2 separate regions of the Homo sapiens genome follow, and region 1 is linked to region 2. A link is an interaction called in ENCODE POLR2A ChIA-PET data of the cell type or tissue named here. Cell type or tissue: GM12878. All regions are shown on one strand. Links, peaks and the distances in the headings refer to the core of each region. The heading gives the core; the rest is flanking DNA. Region 1 has its middle 24 kb from the start of SLC3A1. Region 2 overlaps CAMKMT (calmodulin-lysine N-methyltransferase).

Region 1 (11,371 bases), core at 1,088-9,087, 510 kb before region 2:
GCGCTTGAATTATCTGTTTAAATTAGATTCTGACCTTTTTGATTATTTTAGGTTGATAGGGCCAAAATTTAACCCCACCTATTAGGATGACTTCCAGCATATTCTCTTTTCTGTCCCCCATTATTTCATTGATTACCATTATATATCCTAACGCCAACTGTATTCACCATCCAGGACCCTTTTCTCCCAATGTGCTCTCATTTTCTTGATCATTCTTAAAGTATGCAACCCAGAACTGAACATTTATGGGTAGCAGAACTGTCTCCTCCTTTATTCTCATTAATACTTTTCTGTTCTTCTATTTAACACCGAAATATTGAACTAGATTTTCTGGCAACTGCATGATACTGTTTGAGTCCTTCGAGCTTATTTTTGGTTGGTGTTTTGGTTAACCTATTTTGCAGGACCTTTATTTGTTCCTATTAAGTTTTCTTGGGTAAAATTTATTAACCTTTTGAGTTGGTTGTGGATTTATCTAAGATATGTTAGCTATCTTCTTCTTTCCAGTAACTCCAAAATTTCATACATAAACCTCCCATACTGAATGAAACAGGTCCAAGTACTGAGGCCCTGTGGGAGGCCTCAGAAACTTCTCTTCAGTAGGATGCAAATTGACCAATCTTTTACTCAACACCCATTAGGTAAGAATTTCAGCAATGTACTGATCCACTTATCTGCTCATATTTCTCCAGTTTATCTACAAGGATATCATAGGATTTTACATTCTTTGCAGAAGTCACTTGCATATAACCCAGCTTAAGCGGAGGCTTCACTTTGACCTATTCCTCTAGGTCCTTGCAAATTTTTGGTGTTGGTTTTTGCTTGTGGTATTGCTTGCATCATTTATGCATTTTAAAAATCCTGAGCTTGTTACAATTCTTCCTGTGTAACTGCTGATTTCTTGGTTTTGTTTTTATTGTTGTTTTATTATTTTTAGGTACCTCTGCCTTTTTATTCTGTATGTATGTTATACTTCAATTAAAATATTTTTAAAAATATCCCTGATGCATTGAAAAAAATCAAAACTACAAGTTGCTCTGCAACCTGAAGGCCAACTGTAGCAGTGTAGGTTGGTTAAGGTAGAACAGTGCCTCATCCACAGACACCAGTCGCATCACAGACACGTGGACTTAGATGTTGCAACCACTCTCCAGCAAGTGGCAGGAAAGTGTTCTAATTCTAATGAAACTAGTATAGTTATATTGCAACAAATACCTGACAGGTGGAAGTAACATGACTTGCAAAAAAAGTGCTTTTTTTGGAAGTGGTTTTTCCAATTTACCAAATCTGCCACATGGGCCAGCAGCAGCCCTGGAGCCTTGAATTCCTCTGGGAGAGGAGACGAGGTAGCTCTGCACCCTACATTCTCCCCTACCTGATATATATCCTCTTTCTTAAATAAAAAAAATAAAAAAAAAAAAAGAACAATGGAAAAAGGCGACACTGTAGGACTGTGGCACAGGAATTAAGCAGCATCTGAGCAATCTTAAAGGACCAGTTTTGGTTTCCTAGGCTGGAGTTCAGCCTTTTTGGAAGGGCCTGTGACACACTCAGTATGTCCTTCTACAACTCTTATTCTCTTGACTTCCTCAGTCACCAGGCTGAAAAAATAGCAAATGAGAAAAAGTAGAAAGGAAGGGAATGCCCCAGATGTAGATAGCATTGTAAATTTCTGCAGATATATGTGTTATTTATAATGTGTATATAGATAGTGTATATTTTTGTGCACATTTCGGTATATATGCTATACTTCAATAAAATTTTAAAGAACCTTGAATAATGCAATAAACCTTCATATATATTTATTTATATGAGGTTTCTGTTGGTGGAAAACATGGAAACAGTTGAATAGATGTGGATATGCTTCGGAGAATATGGATTAAAATATAAATTACATGTATGAAAAAGTCACTTTCAGGGAAGGAGGGCACACCTTCCAAGAGACAGGCAACAGTTTAGTCAGGGTAAGCTAACTTGCTATAACAGAACCAAATCTGTAATGTTCAAACATAACAGAAGTTTATTTCTTGTTCATCTATAGACCAGGCTAGGTGTTCCAGGTCAGAGGCTTCTTCTCTTCCATGTGGTGACTCAGGTTTGAGGCATTTTGCATCTGGTGGCTACTATCACCCAGGGCCTTATTGTTATATATATCCCACCAGCACAAGGGGAAAGAGAGCAAGGGAAGGGTACCCCTGCTTCTTCAAAGCCTCAACCTGAAGGTGGTGCACTTTGTTGCTATTCGCACTTCGTTGATGAGAACATGGCCACACTTAGCTGTAGGTGCAAGGTGTGGGGCTGAGAAACTATTCCTGGTTAGTAGCTGCATCGCAGCTACAACTCAGTTACTATGGAAGACAGGAAGCACAGTGTGAGAGCAACTCCTGTGTCTGCCACAGGCAGCCATTCTCCAGAGCAGGTAAACAGGGTCCACCACTTCGGAGAGATGAGGCATACATATTAAGGCACTGTGGACAGAGAAAACGAATGATTCAAACACAAACTTCAAAAATGAGATACTCCACGCACCCACCAGAATTACTAAGATTAAAAAGACTGATAATACCATATGTTGGCGAAGGTTTGTAACAACCAGAACTGTTGGCATTACTGGTGGAAGCATAATGACATAATCATGTTGGGAAAAGTTTTGGAGTTTCTTTTTTTCTTTTTTTTTAATTACACTTAAGTTCTAGGGTACATGTGCACAACGTGCAGTTTTGTTACATAGGTATACATGTGCCATGTTGGTTTGCTGCACCCATCAACTCATCATTTACATTAGGCATTTCTCCTAATGCTATCCCTCCCTCAGCCCCCCCACCCCCCGACATGCCCCAGTGTGTGATGTTCCCCTCCCTGTGTCCATGTGTTCTTGTTGTTCAGCTCCCACCTATGAGTGAGAACATGCTGTGTTTGGTTTTCTGTCCTTGTGATAGTTTGCTTAGAATGATAGTTTCCAGCTTCATCCATGTCTCTGCAAAGGACATGAACTCATCCTTTTTATGGCTGCAGAGTATTCCATGGTATATATGTGCCACATTTTCCTAATCCAGTCTTTCATTGATGGACATTTGGGTGGGTTCCAAGTCTTTGCTATTGTGACTAGTGCCACAGTAAGCATACGTGTGCATGTGTCTTTATCATAGAATGATGTATAATCCTTTGGGTATATGCCCAGTAATGGGATTGCTGGGTCAAATGGTATTTCTTATAAAACAAAACATACACCTACATTATGTCCCATCATTTCCATGCCTAGGTATTTACCTAAGAGAAATAAAACATATGTCCTGCCTAGTGCAGTAGCTCACACCTGTAATCCCAGCATTTTGGAAGGCCAAGGCAGGCAGATTGCTTGAACCCGGGAGTTTGAGACCAGCCTGGGCAACATGACAAAACCCCATCTCTACTAAAAATACAAAAAATGAGCCAAGCGTGGTGACACGTGCCTGTGGTCCCAGCTACTCAGGAGGCTGAGGTGGGAGGATCACCTGAGCCCAGGAGGTCAAACCTGCAGTGAGCCATGATTACATTACTGCATTCCAGCCTGGGCAATGGAGTGTGACCCTGTCTCAACAAAGTAAATAGGCCAGGCGCAGTGGCTCACGGCTGTAATCCCAGCACTTTGGGAGGCAAGGTGGTGGATCACCTGAAGTTAGGAGTTCAAGACCAGCCTGGCCAACATGGCGAAACCAACCCCATCTCTACTAAAAATACAAAAATCACCCAGGTGTGGTGGTGGGTGCCTGTAATCCCAGCTACTTGGGAGGCAGAGGCAGAAGAATTGCTCGAACCCGGCAGGCGGAGGTTGCAGTGAGCCGAGATCGCACCATTGAACTCCAGCCTGGGTAACAGAGCAAGACTCTGTCTCAAAAAAAAAAAAAAAAAAAAAAAAAAAAAGAAAGAAAGAAAACAACATACGTCCACAAAAAGACTTGTACAGGAATGTTCCGAACAGCTCTATTCCTAACAGTGTCAGAAGGAGGACAGCCCAGCTATCCACCAGTAGGAGAATAGATCACTGCAGTATAATCACAAAATAGAATGCTACTCAACAATAGAAAGAAAAGAACTATCACTCTATGCAATGGCGTGGATGAATCCCACAACATTAAGCTGAATAAAAGGAGCTTTACCCAAAGAGTGTACAGCATATGACTATGACTACGTGACTTTTTAGAAGAGGCAAAACTATGATGAAGAAGAATCAGCCTGGTGGGTGCTTCAGTTGGGCAGGGGAGCTGGAGGTTGACTAGGAAGGGGCATGAGGGAACTTTCTGGGATGACAGGAATGTTCTGTATTGTGATAAGAGGCTTGGGCTACACAGGTAGATGCATTTGTCAAAATGTAGCACATGTTCACTTAAGATGTATTCATTTCATTGTATATAAATTTTATCTCAAAGGATAAAATTTATAAATGAATTTTAATCATATGCTTGTTGAAGTATTTAGGGGGGAATGCAGTGTTACCTGAAGTTTATCTTGAAATGCATAAAGAAATAAGAGGGCTGGGTGGATAGAGAGATGTATAGATGGATAGGTCTGTGATAAAACGTTATGAGACATCCAGACTGCTCAAAATGGAGAAACAGGAACTGGACTGAGTCTTTCACATTATGCAAATAGAAAACCAGGCAAAATACCCGAAACAAAGGCTTATAGACACTAGGCTATAGGCAATGTGAAAATGAGATTGCTGATTGAAGGTTAAAAAATGAAGTGTGTCCTTTGGTTTCACCAGCTTCCTGTCTAGAAGCAGTTTCCAGGCCATGGCACAGAGTATGGGAACCCAGACAGAACTGGGTAGTCTTACTGAGTTAGCAAAGAGAAATCCGAATTTAGAGAGCCCACAGTGCTATATTTCAGCCAGAGAGCAGTGAGCTGCATGGAGAGAAAGGACCCTAGAAACCTGCAGAGGTTTCCTTCAAGTTTTTACTTTTTTTTTTTTTTTTTTGAGATGGAGTTTCATTCTTGTCGCCCAGGCTCAAGTGCAATGGCACAGTCTCAGCTCACTGCAACCTCTGCCTCTCGGGTTCAAGCGATTCTCCTGCCTCAGCCTCCTGAGTAGCTGGGATTACAGCCACCACGCCTGGCTAATTTTTTTGTATTTGGGTTTCACCATGTTGGCCAGGCTGGTCTCGAACTCCTGAGCTCAAGCAGTTCTTCTGCCTTGGCCTCCCAAAGTGCTGGGATTATAGGCATGAGCCACCATACCTAGCTTCCTTAAAGTTTGGCTGAGTACTGAGATCCTATACAGGTGAGAGGAAACCCCACCTGAGGCCTGAAACAACTACAGGCAGACCTTGTTTCCTTGTGCTTCACTTTATTGCACTCCACAGACCCTGCATCAAGCAAGTCTTATGAATGAGCAAAGAAAGTGGTTTCTTGAGATGGAATCTACTCCTGGTGAAGAAGCTGTGAACACTGTTGAAATTACAGCAAAGAATTTAGAATATTCCATAAACTTAGTTGATAAAGCAGTGGCAGGGTTTGAGAGGACCAATTTCAATTTTGAACATTTTACTTTGGGTAAAATGCTACCAAACAGCATTGAATGCTACAGAGAACTCTTTCATGAAAGGAAGAGTCCAATGATATAGCAAACTTCATTGTTGTCTTAGTTTAAGAAGTTGCCACAGCTACCCTAACCTTCAGCAACTCCCACCGTGATCACCCAGCAGCCATCAACATCAAGGCAAGACCCTCCACCAGCAAAAAGCTTAGGATTCACTGAGGGCTCAGATCAATTATTAAAACACGTTAGCAAAAAGCATTTTTAAATAAGATGTGTCCTTTTTTAGACATAATGACATAATGCTATTGCACACATAATAGACTACAGTATAGTGCAAACATAACTTTTATATGCACAGGGAAACCAAAATGTTTGTGTGGCTCTCTTTATTGTGATATTCACTTTATTGTGATGGTCTGGAACTGAGTCCACAACATCTCCAAGGTGTGTCTGTACTTGAAAGAAGTAGGCAGAACAATGAATAAAATATACACAGGTCTAGGAGGAGTTTGTGTCCCCATAAGCCAGAGTGAAACAACTTCATAAGACAAGGGGCATCGAGAAGAATCCTTAGAAGAGTGTGGACTTAATAATGGGACTAAGTTAGCCCTAGACAAAGTGTATCTATGGATACATCCTAACAATTCTTTTTTTTTTTCCTTTTTTTTCTTTTTTTGAGACGGAGTCTCGCTCTGTCACCCAGGCTGGAGTGTAGTGGTGTGATCTCGGCTCACTGCAACCTCCGCCTCCTGGGTTCAAGTGATTCTCCTGGCTCAGCCTCCCAAGTAGCTGGAATTACAGGCATGTGCCACCACGCCCGGCTTATTTTTGTATTTTTAGTAGAGACAGGGTTTCATCATGTTGGCCAGGCTGGTCTCGAACTCCTGACCTCAGGTAATCCACCTGCCTCGGCCTCCCAAAGTGCTGGGATTACAGGCGTGAGCCACCGTGCCCAGCAGATCCATCCTAACAATTCTTAAAGTCAAGTCTCAAAAAGTTCAAACCACTGTGAACCAGAACCAAATCTAACACTATTTAAAGGAATACAACAAAACCCAGCAACTACCAATGTAAAAGTCTCCATTTCCAGCATCCAATAACAAACTACCAGGCATGCAGAGAAGCAGAAAAAATATAACCGATAGGCAAGAGACAAGCCAGTCAATAGAGACTGAGAAATGGCAAAGGTGATGGAACTATCAACAGGTAAGTTAACATGGCTACTATTAAATATGGTCCATTTCTTCAAGAAGACAGAGGAAAATATAAGCATGATGAGGAGAGTTGCAGAAAAAAATTTAAAATACAGTATTAGAAATTCTAGAGAAGAAAAATATAATATCTGAAATAAAAATCCGTTGGAATGGATTAACATTAGATTAGATACTGCAGGACAAAAGATTGGTGAGCTTGAAGAAATAGCAATAGAAATTATCCAAAATGAAGCACAGAGAGAAAAATGATAGGAAAAACAAAACAAAAGAAGAAAACATTAGCAACCAGTGAGAAAATATCAAGTGATCTAACATATATGCAGTTGGAGCATCAGAAGAAAGGATGGTGAAAAAATAAGGCCTAAAATTTTGTCAAAGCTGAGAACTATAAACCCTCAGATACAAGAAGTCCAAAGAACCATAGCTGGATAAATAGGAAGAAAACAACACCACATCACATCATAATCAAATTGCTAAAAACCAGTGATAAAGAAAATCCCTTAAAAGACAGTGAAAGACAAATTATGTATAGAGAACAAAGGAAAGAATGACAGTATATTTCTCATCGGAAGCTTCACAAACCTGAAGACACTGAAGAGACATCTTTAAAGCCCTGAATAATCTGCCAGTGTAGAATTCCTTACCTACCAAAAATAACTTTCCAGTGTTATTTGGACAACAACTCTTTCAGATAAACAAAAGCTTAGAAAATTCAAAAACTTTATAATTTTTCTCATTTTTGATTATTTGAAAGAAAATTATTGGCCAGGTGCAGTGGCTCACACCTGTAATTCTAGCACTTTGGGAGACCAAGGTGGGTGGATCACGAGGTCAGGGGTTCGAGACCAGCCATGACCAATATGGTGAAACCCTGTCTCTACTAAAAATACAAAAATTAGCCAGGTGTGGTGGCACACACCTGTAATCCCAGCTACTCAGGAGGCTGAGGCAGGGGAATTGCTTGAACCCGGGAAGCAGAGGTTGCAGTGAGCCGAGATCGCGCCACTGCACTCCAGCCTGAGCAACGGAGTGAGACTCCATCTCAAAAAAAAAAAAGAAAAAGAAAATTCTCTGTTCAATCAAATATAATGTAGGTTGTGTAGCATATTTTTAAGTAAAATGTACGACAAAAATGACAAAAGATAGGAAAGAGGAAATGGAGGTATGAGATTCTTACATAATACATGAAGCTGTATAATATTATTTAAAGGTGGAATGTGATAAGACAAAAGTGTATATTGTAAAATTCAGAGCAATTGATTAAAAAATAAAGAGATATGGCTATAATGGCATTTAATGAAGATAAAATTAAATCATACAAATCAATTCAAAAGAAAGCAGAAAAAGGAAAAAATAAAGAGCAGGTACAACAAATGAAAAACAAATAGATTCATAGTGGGCACAAACCCAACCATATCCATGATTAGACCAAATGTAAATGGTCTAAACACTTCTGTAAAAGGCAGAGATTATCACCTGATGCAGTGGCATGTCCTGCAGTCCCAGCTACTCAGAGGCTGAGGCGGGAGGATTGCTTGAGGTTGGCAGTTCAAGGCTACAGTGTGCTATGACTGTGCCAGTGAATAACCGCTGCATTCCAACCTGACTGACATAGCAAGACCCAATCTCTTAAAAAAAGAAAAAGGGCAGAGGTTATCTAGTTAGATAATATAATCATTTATGGAAAGTTCAACTATATATTACCTACAAGAAAACTTCCTTAAAAATAAAGACACAGATAAAGTAAAAGGATAGGAGAAAATGTACCATAAAAAATACTAATCAAAGGAAAGCTAGAGAAGAACAAAATTGAAGGACTCATGCTTACTAATTTCAAAACCTTACAAACAAAGCTAACAGTAATCAAAACAATGTGATACTGATATAAAAATAGGCATATAGGCTGGGCGCGATGGCTCACGCCTGTAATCCCACCACTTTGGGAGGCGAAGGTGGGGGATCACAAGGTCAGGAGTTCGAGACCAGCCTGGCCAACATGGTGAAACCCGTCTCTACTAAAAATAGGAAAATTAGCCAGCCTTTGTGGTGCACACCTGTAGTCCCAGCTACTCAGGAGGCTGAGGCAGAAGAATCACTTGAACCCGGGGGGCAGAGGTTGCAGTAAGCTGAGATCGTGCCGCTGCACTCAAGCCTGGGTGACAGAGCAAGACTCCGTCTCAAAAAAAAAAAAAAAAAAAAAAAGGCATATAGATCAATGGAATAGAATTCAGAGTCCATAAATAAACCCATACATCTATGGTCAATTGATTATCACCCAGGGTGAAAAGGCCATCAAACGGGGAAAGAATACTCTGTTCAATAAATGGTGCTGGGACAACTGGATATACACATGCAGAAGAATGAAGTTGGATTCCTATTCACACCATATACAAAAATTAACTCAAAATGGATCAACTTAAATATAAGAGCTAAAACCATAAAATTCTTACAAAAAAAAACATAGGGGCAAATCTTTATGATCATGGATTTGGCAGTGAAAGATAGGACATCAAAACACATGAAACTAAAGAAAAATAGATAAATTGAGCTTCATCAAAATTAAATACTTTAGTGCAACAAAGGACACCATGAAGAAAGTGAAAAGAGTCTACATAATGAGAGAAAATATTTGCAAATCATATAGCTGATAAGGGGCTAACATCAGAATATATAAATAATGCTTACAACTCACCAAAAAGACAAAACAGCACCATTTAAAAATAGGCAAAACCCAGTTAAAAATTTGAATAGACATCTCTCCAAAGAAGATATTAAATGGCCAACATGCATACATAGGGATGCTCAACATCATTAGTCATTAGGAAAATGCAGATCAAAACCACATTGAGATATCACTTCACACCTACAAGAATGGCTACGGTTGAAGTGGGGAAAGTGTTGGAGGATGTCTTAGTCCGTTTGTGTTGCCATACAGGAATACTTGAGGCTGGGTAATTTATAAAGAAAAGAGGCTTATTTGTCTCATGTTTCTGCAGGCTGTACAAGAAGCATGGTGCCAGTATCTGCTTCTGGTGAGGGCTTCAGATTGCTTCTGCTCATGGTGGAAGGTAAAGCTGAAGTGACATGTGCAGGGATCACATGGAAGAAATAGAGAGGGGGAAATGCCTAGTTTTTTTCATTTATGTTTGTTTTTGAGACAAAGGGCAAGGTCTTGCTCTGTCACTCAGGCTGGAGTGCAGTGGCATGTTCACAGCTCACTGCAGCCTTGACCTCCTGGGGTCAAGTGATCCTCCTGCCTCAGCCTCCTAAGTAGCTGGGACCACAGGCGTACACCACCACGCCCAACTAAGTAAAAAACAATTTTTTTTTGTAGAGATGGGGTCTCCCTATGTTGCTCAGGCTGGTCTCAAACTCCTGGGCTCAAGTGATCTCCCGCCTTGGCCTCCCAAAGTGCTGGGATTACAGGCATGAGTCACCACAACTGGCCCCAAATTTTTTTTAACAACCAGCTCTTGCGGGAACTAATAGAGCAAGAGCTCATTCATTACTGCAAGAAAGGCAGCAAGACATTCATGAGGGATCCGCCCCTATAACCAGAAACACCTCCCATTAGGCCCCACCTCCAGCATTGGGAATGAAATTTCAACCTGAAGCTTGAGGGGACTTAACATCCAAACTGCAGCAGGAGGATGTGGAAAAATTGGAACCCTTGTACATTGCTGATAGGGATGGAAAATTGTGCAGCCACAGCAGAAAACAATGTGATGGTTCTCAATAAGTTAATCGTAGAATTACCATATGACCCAGCAGTTGCAGCCCTGCACACTTACCCAAAATTGTAGAAAACATTTTGGCTATTCACAATAACCAAAAAGTGGAGATAATACAAATTTTCATTTACTGATGAAGGGGTAAACAAAATGCAGCATATATATACAATGGAATATTATTCGTACATAAAAAGGAATAAGGTACCAATATGTACTACAACATGGATAAACCTTGAAAACATTATAAATGAAATAAGTCAGACACAAAAGGCAAAATGCTGTATGATTCCATTTTTACGCAGTGTCCAGAAGAGGCAAATCCATAAAGATAGAAAGCAAATTAGTGCTTGCCAGGGGAAGAGGGGAGTGGGGAAGGGGAGTGGCTGTTTAAAGGGTTGTGGGTTTGTTTTTGGTGTTATGAAAAGATTCTGGAACTAGATAGTGGTGATGGGTACACAACACTGTTAAAGTACTAAATGTTACTAATTGTAAATATTACATATATCACAAGAAAAAATAAAAGAAAGCTAGGTAGCTATATTAATATCAGATGAAGTAGATATTAGGACAATGACTGATACCAGGGAGAAAGAGAGACATATCATAATGATAAAAGGCTCAATTAATTGGCCGGGCACAGTGGCTAACACCTGTAACCCCAGCCCTTTGGGAGGCTGAGGCTGGCAGTTCACATGAGGTCAGGAGTTCAAGACCAGCCTGGCCAACATGGTGAAACCCCATCTCTACTAAAAATACAAAAAGTTAGCTGGGCATGGTGGTGCACACCTGTAGTCCTAGCTACTCAGGAGGCTGAGGCAGGAGAACCGCTTGAACCCAGGAGGCAGAGGCTGCAGTGAAACAAGATTGCACTACCGCACTCCAGCCTGGGTGACAGAGTGAGACTC
Region 2 (11,371 bases), core at 1,527-9,526:
GCTAGCTAATTTTTCTATTTTTGGTAGAGATGGGGTTTCACCTATGTTGATCAGGCTGGTCTCGAACTCCTGACCTCGTGATCCACCCCTGCCCCGACCCCTTGGCCTACCAAAGTGCTGGGATTACAGGCATGAGCCACCACGCTCGGCCTTATGGGGGCCTTTTTCCAAGCATTTTCCTGGAGAAATGCTGGTGGGAGGGGAAGACATGATTTTCTTGACCTGGACTTTGAGAATTTCTGCACATAATTGGCACACTGCATCTCCCCTGCACATGTATCCTGAACACCTGTAGCAGGCCCTGTACTGGTTCTGGGAGGATTGCCTACCTGGATGAAGATGACACTTTACTATAGACGGTCCCCACGGAGTGGGGGAGAGTACTCTACATTGGCAAGACAGAAGTAACTGCAAAATGAAGGTTCAAGTGTCAAGCTGTGGGAACAAATGAATTCTGCCATCTAGGGGAGTATGGTTGATTTCTACCTTGAGCAAATCAGTTGTCTGGAGTCAGAGGGTCCAGAAGCAAAGAAAGTAGATGGAGAGGGGGAGTTTCCCTGCCTTTCATTTTCTATACTGGAGCTATGAATGAAGAGAGGTCCCCAGAGAGACCTTAGCCACCAGGGTGGGCTCCTTGCTTGGCCCAGGGGTGATGTCAGATCCCAGGCTGAGCTTAGATTCTCAACCAAACAGGCACCTGTGCCTGAAAAGTCTTTACAGGAGGCCCCAAATTTTAGCAGGGAATATTTGTTACCACCTGAAATGCAGGCTTTCCTCAACCTGCTAGTCTAAAGAAACTGTAAAGATAGTTAACTCCTGTCATAACACTACAAGGGACTCTCCAGCAAACTTAATAGATGAAAACAATAGAATAGGCATGAAAAAGGAATGAAATCAGCACATTTTACGCATTCCAAGAAGCAATGTCCCCCTCAACCCCCCACTCACTTTTCCCTCTGGTGAGTGGCTTGTTGTTGCTGATGATTGATAGGGTGACTCACTGTCATTGTATTCCTTAAAAGTCCATGACAACAGCAGTGTCCAGTATCAGAGGACCCAAACGTAATTTAAAATATAGGCGCAGCAGCCTGCAAGTTGAACTTTCGTCCAGAAATGACAACCAACAAATGGTATCTACTAATATTCCTCTGAAATGACTTTGGGTACAGGGAGGGGAGCCAAGCCAACCAGACAGCATGAGTTTACTCAGGACCAGAGGATAGAATATTGACAGTAATCCAGCTTGTTACCACTGCTAACCAACTGTCAAGAATTCAGAAATATCACTGTGGAATTCACTTAACCTTCTTCAGAAATTGGCCCTACCCGATCACCAGATTCCCAGAGTCCTGCCTATCTCCAAGGTGTGCTATAAATGTAAATCATAAACTCTCATATTATAAAAGCAATTTTTTGGGGGGGAGGACAGGGTCTCACTTGGTCACCAGGCTAGAGTACAGTGGCACCATCACTGCTCACTGAAGCCACAAACTCCTGGACTCAGGTGATCCTCCTGCCTCAGCCTCTCAAATAGCTAGGACTACAGGCATGCACCACCATGCCTGGCTAATTTTTGTATTTTTAGAGATGGGCTTTTGCCATGTTGCCCAGGCTGGTCTTGAACTCCTGGGCTCAAGCAATCCTCCTCCTTGGCCTCCCAAAGTGCTGGGATGACAGGCATGAGCCACTATGCCCAGCCAAGTTCTTTTTGCTCAGATACTTTCTCATCTTTTTTTTTAAAAAAAGTCTAACATCTCTGCCCACTTCTGTACAAACCTTTTTGTTTGCTTGTTTCAGGGAAATTGCCTTGTGTATGTGGGATCAGTACCGTGAACTGAAATGGTGCTGAGACACTTGGGTTCTTATCTGCTTACTGAGTCAGAGACCCAGCGACTCCTCACCAGTGCTTGGTGAGAAGTTAGCTCCTACAGTTGTAGGATTCCCCTTGACACAAGGGTTGTAGCTTATAGAGAGTCCTCAGATGGTTTTAAGACCCTCAGTGCAGGGGCCCAGCCCTGAGAAGTCCTTTTCTAATATCTACCCAGATGCTGTTCAGCACATACAGTAATGTGTGCTTAGCAGAGAATACCAAGACATGAGGTAGAATCTCTGCCCCCAAAGACGTTGCAGTCTGGTTGTGGAGATATAACATACACACAGGTAGAACTATAGCAGACAATGTAAAATACAGCCCAGTGCTATTTTTATTTGTTTTGTGAATCTTTCGAATTTACGCCTTAGTATTGGACTCTGTCCTGATTCAACAAACATTTGTTGAGCAACTGCTATCTGCTTGGCACTGACGCCATTCCTATGCGCTGAGGAATGTGGGCTAGGAGAATGAATATGCACTAGGAGCACTGTGGGAATCTCATAGTTTAGCAGGACAGATGAACACATGAACTCCCAGGAATTACAGTGCAATATGGTGGGTGCCAGGAAAGAGGTACCAGGAGAAAGCACCAAGAGTGACTGCCTGAGGAAGGTTTCCCTAGAGGCAGTGGTGTCTGACTTTGGTCTTAAATAGTAAGAAGGGCACTTTGAGTGTGTGGAGTAAGAAAAATCATGGTGTGTTTTGGGATCAACAAGAAGTTTGCTCTGGCTGGAGTGTGAGAGTGTCTGTGGTTTTGAGGTTAGGGTTGGGGAAGGGCAGGAAGATGAAGTTAAAGAGTTATGAATGGCCATCGAGACCATCCTGGCTAACACAGTGAAACCCCGTCTCTACTAAAAAATACAAAAAATTAGCCGGGCATTATGGCGGGTGCCTGTAGTCTCAGCTACTCAGGAGGCTGAGGCAGGAGAATGGTGTGAACCCGGGAGGTGGAGCTTGCAGTGAGCGGAGATTGCACCACTGCACTCCAGACTGGGCAACAGAGCGAGATTCCATCTCAAAAAAAAAAAAAAAAAAAGAGTTAGGAATGGCCAAGAACATTGTGATGAAGAGACCAGGCTCTACTGTATGGGTAACGGAGAGCCATTGAAAGTTTTTGAGCAGTGGTGTGGTCAGGTGTACCTTCTAGAAAGATCACTCTGCCCATAGCATAAAGGGTAGATTGGAGTAAGGGAGAGCTTGAAAGCAATGAAGCTCCTCAGAGGTCCAGTGTGGACCAATATCCACCTGGAATCATCCATTTAGGAGCTAGTGAAGACCTGAAAATGGAGAAGAGGACAATGAATGGATATTCACTGAGCGTTCCACTCAGCAAACATTTATTGAGTGCCTCTCAGATGCCAGTCACTGTGCCAGGCCCCGGGGATAGAGTTAGATATGACCTAACTCTACACTGGAGGGGCTTACAGTCTAGAGACAAGCAAGGGACGATCACCTGGTGGTGTGTGATTGGCACAGCAGAGGTGTGGGCAACCCTTGGGGGCAGGGAGTGGAGGTGGCCAACTGGGGAGGAGGCACAGTAGGGAGGCCAGAGAAGTCAGCAAAGGCGTCACAAGGGCAGGGAGTCTAACCTGGGTGCTGAGGGATGAGTAAGAGTAACCAGGCAGACAGAGAACTGGAGGTGAGAGAGGCATTCCACTCAAGGGGAGCATGTGCATGTTTGAACACACAGGATACATAAAAGAACAGATGGGGGATGTGATGAGGTTGGCCTGACTAGAGCCCAAGATGTGTATGAGGGAGTGGCAGGAGACCAGGCTGCGATAAAGGCATGGGGCCGGTCACGTGGGGCTTTGCCTGCCATACCAAGAAGGTGGGACCTAAGTCAAGGTTTTCAAACCCTGTTTAAATGGCAGAATGTTTTGGTCAAAATTTTTTAGCCAGCACCCCAATTACAAAACAGATAAAAATGATGCAGCTTTAGTTAAACTAAATGTGAGACTGGTACTTCCTCTGTCTTGGTCTTCCTCTTATCCCTCCAGGCCACCCCTGAAGCAATTCAGAACACAGTTTGAGAACCACCTGCAGTAAGTGACAGTGATGCAGGTAGGGGGATGTGGCACTGAGAGGTCTTGAAGGGCAATGCCATGTTTCCCAAGTTTCCAGCTTTATTTCGAAAGTGACAGATACGGAAGTGCTTGGTACCTAAGAGGTACTCAGCTTGCATATCTGAGTGTATGCGTGTGTGTGTGCTGCATTTGATGGATCCTTCCCTGGGAAGGGTAGGGGTTAGCAGTCAAGAATATTGAGTTTTATTTTGGACAAAATGGATTAAAGGTATTTTCAGAATACCCACATGCAGAGATGTAGTAGGCACTTGAAAATGTAGGTGTGAGCCCTGGGCAATGGTGAAAGCTATAGTTATAGACTTGGGAGTTATTGGTCTATAAGTGATAGCTGAAGCCATGGACATCAGTACAATTGCCAAGAATTAGATGGAACGTGATGAAAAAGTAGGCAGAGCCCTGAGGACCACTGACAATTAAAAGACAGGTCAGAGAAGAGAAGCTACAAAAGGAGACAGAGAGACTGAGAGAGATGCCAGGAGAGGAAGCAAGTGAAAGCTGCATTTCAGAAACCAGGTAAAGAAAATAGGCTGGACACAGTGGCTCACATCTGTAATCCCAACACTTTGGGAGACCAAGGTGGGAGAATCGCTTGAGGCCAAGAGTTCAAGAGCAGCCTGGGCAGCATAACAAGACCTCGTCTTTATAAATGACAACAAAGAAATAGAAAATCAGCATAAGCTTAAACATAGAATTGGTATTTAATAGTTTGGTTGCTAGGAAGTGAAAAAGGAACAAACTAAATGTGAGACTAGTGCTTCCTCTGTCTTGGTCTTCCTCCCCTAATGCATTTTATTGGCATAGCATATTCCTTTTAAAATAAATCTGAAGCTGGGGGGAGTGGGGAGGGATAGCATTAGGAGATATACCTAATGTTAAATGACAAGTTAATGGGTGCAGCACACCAACATGGCACATGTATACATATGTAACAAACCTGCACGTTGTGCCACATGTACTCTAAAACTTAAAGTATAATAAAAAATAAAATAAAAATAAATCTGAAGCATACCAATTTTTTCCAGAAGTACACTCCCTTTAATGTGTAAGTATAGATTAGTCTAGCAAAATAACAACAACTGAGCTCACAAGGTAAGCAGTATCTCTGTGGTTTAGTGGAACTTCTCCCTCTCCTCTCCAGGAATAAATGAATTCTCTTAAATTTCTGCTCATCAGTCAAAGTGTTACATTCAATTGAGTATTCATTCTGCGTTTAAAATAATTCTGCAACGGAATGCTTAGAAAGTTGTGCTTTGGCAAATTGAAAATAATTTTTCTAAAGTGATGGGCTAATTTGAAATCCATATTCCTTTTCTGGTTTTGATTTGTGCAGCTGAAATCGTAAAGCATATCCCTCTGATGGTACTGTTCCCCCTGTGACGTGTTCTCTCCCCTGGGGATACTGGGGTCTAAACCCATTCATTATGGGGAGGGGGAGATGCTGGCACTCAGTAGGGCTCAGTGAATGAATGGATGATGGGCTCTTTTCCATCCTAACTATTAATCCACCTCTCAAAGGTGTCTGTATTCAATGAACTGAAAAAGAAAACAAAACTCCTAAGTAGTTAGAGATTAAAACTACTGCCCAGTCTTTCTCTTTCTCGTGGGTACAGTGTTGTGCACAGAATGCTGCTCTCTAAAACCCCATCATAGCAGCTGACTCTGTAAAAGCTTCTCGGGAAAATCTTTTCAAAGGAATAAGCAATAGAACGTGGCTTTTGAATTCCCAAAGACTCAAATTCTTTAGATTACTCAACTTCTGGATTTAGTTTATTGTCTCATCAAATATTGACTGAGTGCTTACTATGTGCTAGGCACTGAGAAAACGTAGTGAATAAAACATTAGAAGATCCTGTTGTCACGGAGTATGCATTCCAGCCAGAGAAGACAGGGCAATAACAAACAAGGATACAATGTGTGTCCCTGGTGGTAAGTGCTAAGAACAAAAATAAGCCCGGCGAGGGACTGGAGAGTGATGGGGCAGGGGCTGCGTTCTGAACAGGGTGGCTAGGGAAGGACAGGTAAACTGAGAGCTGAAGGAGGAAAGGGATGTTTAGGCAGAGAGTGCTGTCACATGCTTAGCTGCTGTCACTTACAGCTTACCCCAACCAGGGCATGTGGAGATGCATTGCTTTGTCAATGCAAGGATCAGCCCAACCTAGAAACCTGTAGCCTTGTGAACATGATGATATGCAGCTTAGATAATAGCTGTTAAAAACCGACTCTTCAAGTGTTACTGTGAGACAATTTTTTGCAGGTGACTTTTAAATAAAACAGCTTCCATTATTCAAAAATCCAGAATGGCAACCAGCTCTTAGAAATGACTAAAATGACCTACCAGCATTCCCTGTTGTTTTTTTTTTTCTAATGGAGACTTTTGCTGTCCTGCCGAGACCATGTATTATATCTAGTTTCACATAAAAATGAATTTTTGCTGCTAAGTTTGAAAACTGCCTGAAAATAGCAATTAATATTGAAAAAGCTGACAGAACCTTAAGTGTAGTGGCATGATTGGTGCTGCTATAATTATGTGCCTGAGTGTGTACAGGCTGATGTAAACACAGTATGAAAACACACTTGATGCTCAGGACAGTGTAGCCACGTATTTTCTTACGGGTAAGTGAGGGCGAAGGGGAGAGGGAGAGAGAATTGATAGCATTTTTAGAGCACTGTTAGGTGGTGTAGATCTTTCTAATCTTACATCAGTATAATCTTTCTAATTATTTTCACATTCTGTATTTGATCCTCACAATTTGTCGGGGGGAAAAAGGCAGGGCAGGCTTTGTTCTTCCCATTTAATGGATGAGAAAACTCAGTGGATCAGCGAGGATGGGTTAAGGTTCTTATCGACAAAATGGAGAGATTGGACTACATTATTTCCAAGCTTCCCTCTAACTCAAAAGTTCTATGATTATTTTCTGATTGTCCTGAGGTGACACCGCTGTTTAATGGTGGAGACTCCCCTTAAGTCCAGTCCTTTCTGCCACAGTTCCTCCTTATATTCTTCAAATCCTTCACTGTATGTTTAATCATCTGTAAAATGCAATGTCTACTGTACAGGTTGTTGAGAAGATCGCTGAGGGGATTAAAGGAGGATTTGTGAAGCACCTAGCACAGTGGTAGCTATCATTATCATTGTCATCACTGTTACTAATAAGGAGACATGTAGTGTAGTGGAGAGAGCATCAGTGCTGGGGCTTCTGATCATTCACTGACAGAGTTGATAATACCTACAACATAGGGTGGTTTAAAGACTAAAGGAGGGTTGGGCACGGTGGCTCATGCCTGTAATCCCAGCACTTTGGGAGGCCAAGGTGGGAGGACCACCTGAGGTCAGGAGTTTGAGACCAACCTGGTCAACATGGCGAAACCCCATCTCGACTAAAAATACAAAAAAAAAATTAGCCAGGCGTGGTGGACTGTGCCTGTAATTCCAGCTACTCAGGAGGCTGAGGCAAGAGAATTGCTTGAACCCAGGAGGCAGAGGTTCCAGTGAACCGAGATTGCACCACTGCACTCCAGCCTGGGTGACAGAGTGGGACTCTGTCTCAAAAAAAAAATGTCTAAAGGAGATGATGTTTATATGAATGCCTAGCCCAGTGTCTGACTACACTATACCTACAACATAGAGTGGCTTAAAGACTAAAGGAGAGGATATTCATATGAATGCCTAGCACAGTGTCTGACTACCAGGTGCTCAAGAAATGGCTGGCTGGTGTGAATGATAAACCACTCTTCATAAGAAACTCAGATATATTTTCATGATTCCCTCAAAACCTAAAGAGGCATTTCACAGAGGTGAAGTGTAACCTTGAGAGTAACAGAAGCATATAGCCATCTTTATTTTTTTTTTTAAAAAAAAAAAAGGAGATTCTGAAGTTTGGCCATTCTGTACACATCTGAGAGGGAGGAAAAATCCGCATGCATCCAATAGTTAGCAAATGGTCATTGTGAAGTTTCATGTCAGATGGTCTTCTGAAATCCAGTACATACTTTATTCAGTTCCTCCCATTCTCCCCACTGCAACAATCACATAAGATTGTGTGGATTATTTAGAAAAGGCTGTTTACCCTCATTATACCACTTTCTTTGAAAAGCAATCATGTGAATACTATGAGGAACTGCTTGGCTATAGTGATGACCATCATGAGGGATTCAATAAAGTTGGAAACCAAGATCCTGGAGCCTGTATCTGACAGCGTGGTCACAGAAAAGGCTAGGGCAGGACTGAAATATGAAAACTCTCCAAGAGGAATTGTGGTTACTTGTCTCTATGAAGGATTTCTTGGTACTGAATTTTCAGGGTGCAAAAAACTAACAGATGTAAGCATCTGTTGTCACATGCCCCAGGACTGTGTTGGGGAAGCGTTGGCAGGTGCTAAGGAGTCACAAGGTGAATGGCACTGCCCTGGACCAGTTACTCTAAAATCTAGTCAATGGCTTAACCCACTGGACCTGAGACAATGCATATTGTTCGGAACACCGGCTTTCAACCACATTTTGTTTTTTATAAGTATTATTTGAAAAAGATAAAACACAGCAACTGGCCATTTGGATGTGAAATCGATTCTTATATGATATACATCTCTCCTGGAAATTATTCTCACTGTGAATGTCCATCCTGCATAGACATCTCAAGAACAATTGAGTTTTTCTACTTGAGAGCAGTACATTAAATGCTTTGACCAATGTCTGTTATGTTTGGTTACCTTCCAGTTTTAAAATATGTGAATTTCCTTTTTACTGTTCTAGGGGAAAGCGATGGTATTTGCCCCACGCCGAGGGAATACTTTAAACCAGTTTTGCAATCTAGCTGAAAAAGCTGGTTTCTGTATCCAAAGACATGAAAATTATGATGAACACATTTCAAACTTCCACTCCAAGGTTAGTTTTCTGCTTGTGTTAGATAACACTTTAATCCGCATTGCATTTTGAAGAGATCATGGTCTTTTTGGCAGGTAACCTAAATATTTGATTAAAGTACTCCTTAGATGTGTTGCTTCTGAACAGCTATTTGTATCTGATTATTTTGTGTGGTAAAGCCATCTTTTATCTTTGCATGTCTAGAAGGATTTTACAGAAACCATTCCTGTTTACTCTTTTCTCTGAAACAAACTAATCTTTTCATTCATAATAGACTAATTTGTAGGATGTAAGGGGAGGTGGCATAGAATGAATAACATGCATTTATATTTTAATGAAAAACCTTCAGCTTTTAAGTAGGTTAAATGCTTAGCCGCACTGAAATAAATAGAAGGTGAATGTCTAATTGTATCATGTTGGACTGTAAATCTTTATCTCTGCTTGCTTTATAGCTGGGTCAGTTGGCAGTTTGAGACTGTTAAATCTCATACAGAATTTCACAGTTGTGGGGTTATATGTCAGATGGAGGCACTACAAGATTTAGGTCAAAAGCACTTATCTGAGAGTGATTTCTAAGCCTGCTTACATAAAGCAATGTTATCAGCCTTTTTATTATTTATAGGTATAGACCAATATAGGACACTGAGAGGCGAGTGTTTCACTGAAAACTTTTTAGGATTCTCACGTTTGCTAGTAGTACATGTCACAGTGACTAGTATAACATGTATTATTTCAGTAATTTTGTGCCTTACGGAAATCTCCCTTCACTGAGCTAGTCTGACCTTGGCAAGAGACTTTAACTTGTCATGATTTCACAAGTTGTAACTGCAGAAAAATAAAGGCCCGAGCTTAATTTTCTCCTGGGACAATGTGAACAGCATCCTTTATTACCCAGGACTGTAATATAATGTAGAAGTGTGTTGGCTTTTGGAAAAATATATGAAAAATTAATCTGATCTTCCAAGCAAGAGAAAGAAATTCTCACTTTCTGAAAATGAATTTATTTATTTGAATCTTTAAGGTTCCATTTAGCCTCTGGGGGAAAAATGGTGCTTTGTGAACTGAAAGAGTTACATTACATCCTCTCACTGGTGGAGTCAGGCCCATTGCTCATGATCAGAAAATAAAAACAGGATGGTATGTGATTCAGATCTTACCAGCCTCTCTAGAATGATGTTTTCCCCTTTTCAATCCCTCCCCCTAAAAAAAAGCGGGTCTTTACCTGGTAGGAAAAGGGTCCCTCCTGGCTCCCTGGACTCCTCCACCCAAAGGAATAATGTGGCTTTCTCTCCAGGGTCGGGCTGGAACTACAAGGATCAGCTGACAGCTGCTTCAATGTCGTGCCATTCACTTTCCCCCTAGAACAACAAATGCTTTTAGTTTCCCAGTGACAGCTCAGGAGAGCAAAGGCTTGGGTTTCTCCACCAGCAAAGACGTTCAGCATTGTGCCTGATACCCTCCGTCTCCTCCCTGAAAGACCTGAGGAGCGTTGGGACATGCCAGGCACGCCCACCTCTCCTCTGTCTGGAACTTTAGAGTGTTAGCGCCTGGTGGCCAGCACACCTCCTCTTTTTATTTCCAACGTTGTACACTACCCTGCTAAGTGAAGCACATAAATAAGTGGCTTTATTTTTTCTCTGGTCATAATTGCTGAAAAGTCAAATTCACAGTTTGCTGACATTGGTACATTGGACTAAGAAATAGTTGTCTTCGTGGTTGGGGGTGGGGAGAGTGTAGAACCCTAGGAGAATATTCTGCAGAGTTGGCACATCCTGGATAAAAGGTATAAACGGGCGCCCATGATATATATATATATATATATTTTTTTTTTTTTTTTAATAATGAGAGCTATTTCAGCTGGTGTGGGGTTCTGCTTCTAGCAAAAGAATGCCTCTGGTCCCTCCTGTACCTGCCCCAGCAGCGGGGATACTGTGTGCTGACCGGGCTGGCACGTGCAGTTGTGCTCCTTTGCAGGAGAAGGAGCTCGCCCAGAGGCCGGAGCAGTGAGCCGGGGGCCACGCTGGAGGGAGCGGGCAGCGCCGCTGCTCCTCGCCCATCCCCATGCCCTGCAGCAGGGCGCGAAGGCGGAGGCCCAAGGCAGCACCCCTGCCCCTCCAGCCCTGCCCGCCCGCCCGGGGCTCCGGGACGCGGCCGCCGGGAGCCTCCACCCTGGCGGCTTTTGTTGGCCGCGTGCTAATAGCCAGGGCTTAAAAGTTTTCCATCTTGAGCGGCAATCAGCTTTCTTCCTCTCCATCTCTGGCCAAAGCCCCCTCGTCCCTGGGACGCGCTGCTCCCCAATGGAGGAGCGGCGTTTTCCTTCAGGCTGCGTGTTATCCTCTTAGCCCTACTGTGTTGGAATAGAGCGTAACCAGCTGGAGGACTGTAAGACGCCTGATAATGCCGCTCTTTTCCGCTGTCCCGTCTTAATCTTGTTACACAAATGGTCGTGAAGAGATTCATGAATTTTAATTTTGCCCTCTGCATTAGTGCCTCGCGTCACTCATACACAGCTGCCTTCGAAGCCGAGTTTTTCACCCCTCCTCTTACAACA

What was found. Peaks named below come from ENCODE experiments on the same cell type or tissue, not always from the same donor. Only the 100,000 strongest peaks of a DNase experiment are listed, where the experiment ranks them.
Region 1: POLR2A ChIA-PET joins it to region 2 with 11 read pairs; 2 of 35 experiments call an interaction of 5 or more read pairs at or near these places.

What each region holds. Positions count from the first base shown.
Region 1 is chr2:44,245,931-44,257,301 of GRCh38, forward strand. It overlaps a transcript of PPM1B not described here. Among named protein-coding and RNA genes, the nearest start is that of SLC3A1, 24 kb to the right of the region's middle. In GM12878, for the core only: no CTCF peak of the experiment used is centred there; a DNase peak (open chromatin) is centred at 4,681.
Region 2 is chr2:44,757,721-44,769,091 of GRCh38, forward strand. It overlaps CAMKMT (calmodulin-lysine N-methyltransferase), which reads left to right. Exons shown (of 11, transcript NM_024766.5): 10 at 8,710-8,841. Among named protein-coding and RNA genes, the nearest start is that of LINC01833, 180 kb to the right of the region's middle. In GM12878, for the core only: no CTCF peak of the experiment used is centred there; no DNase peak of the experiment used is centred there.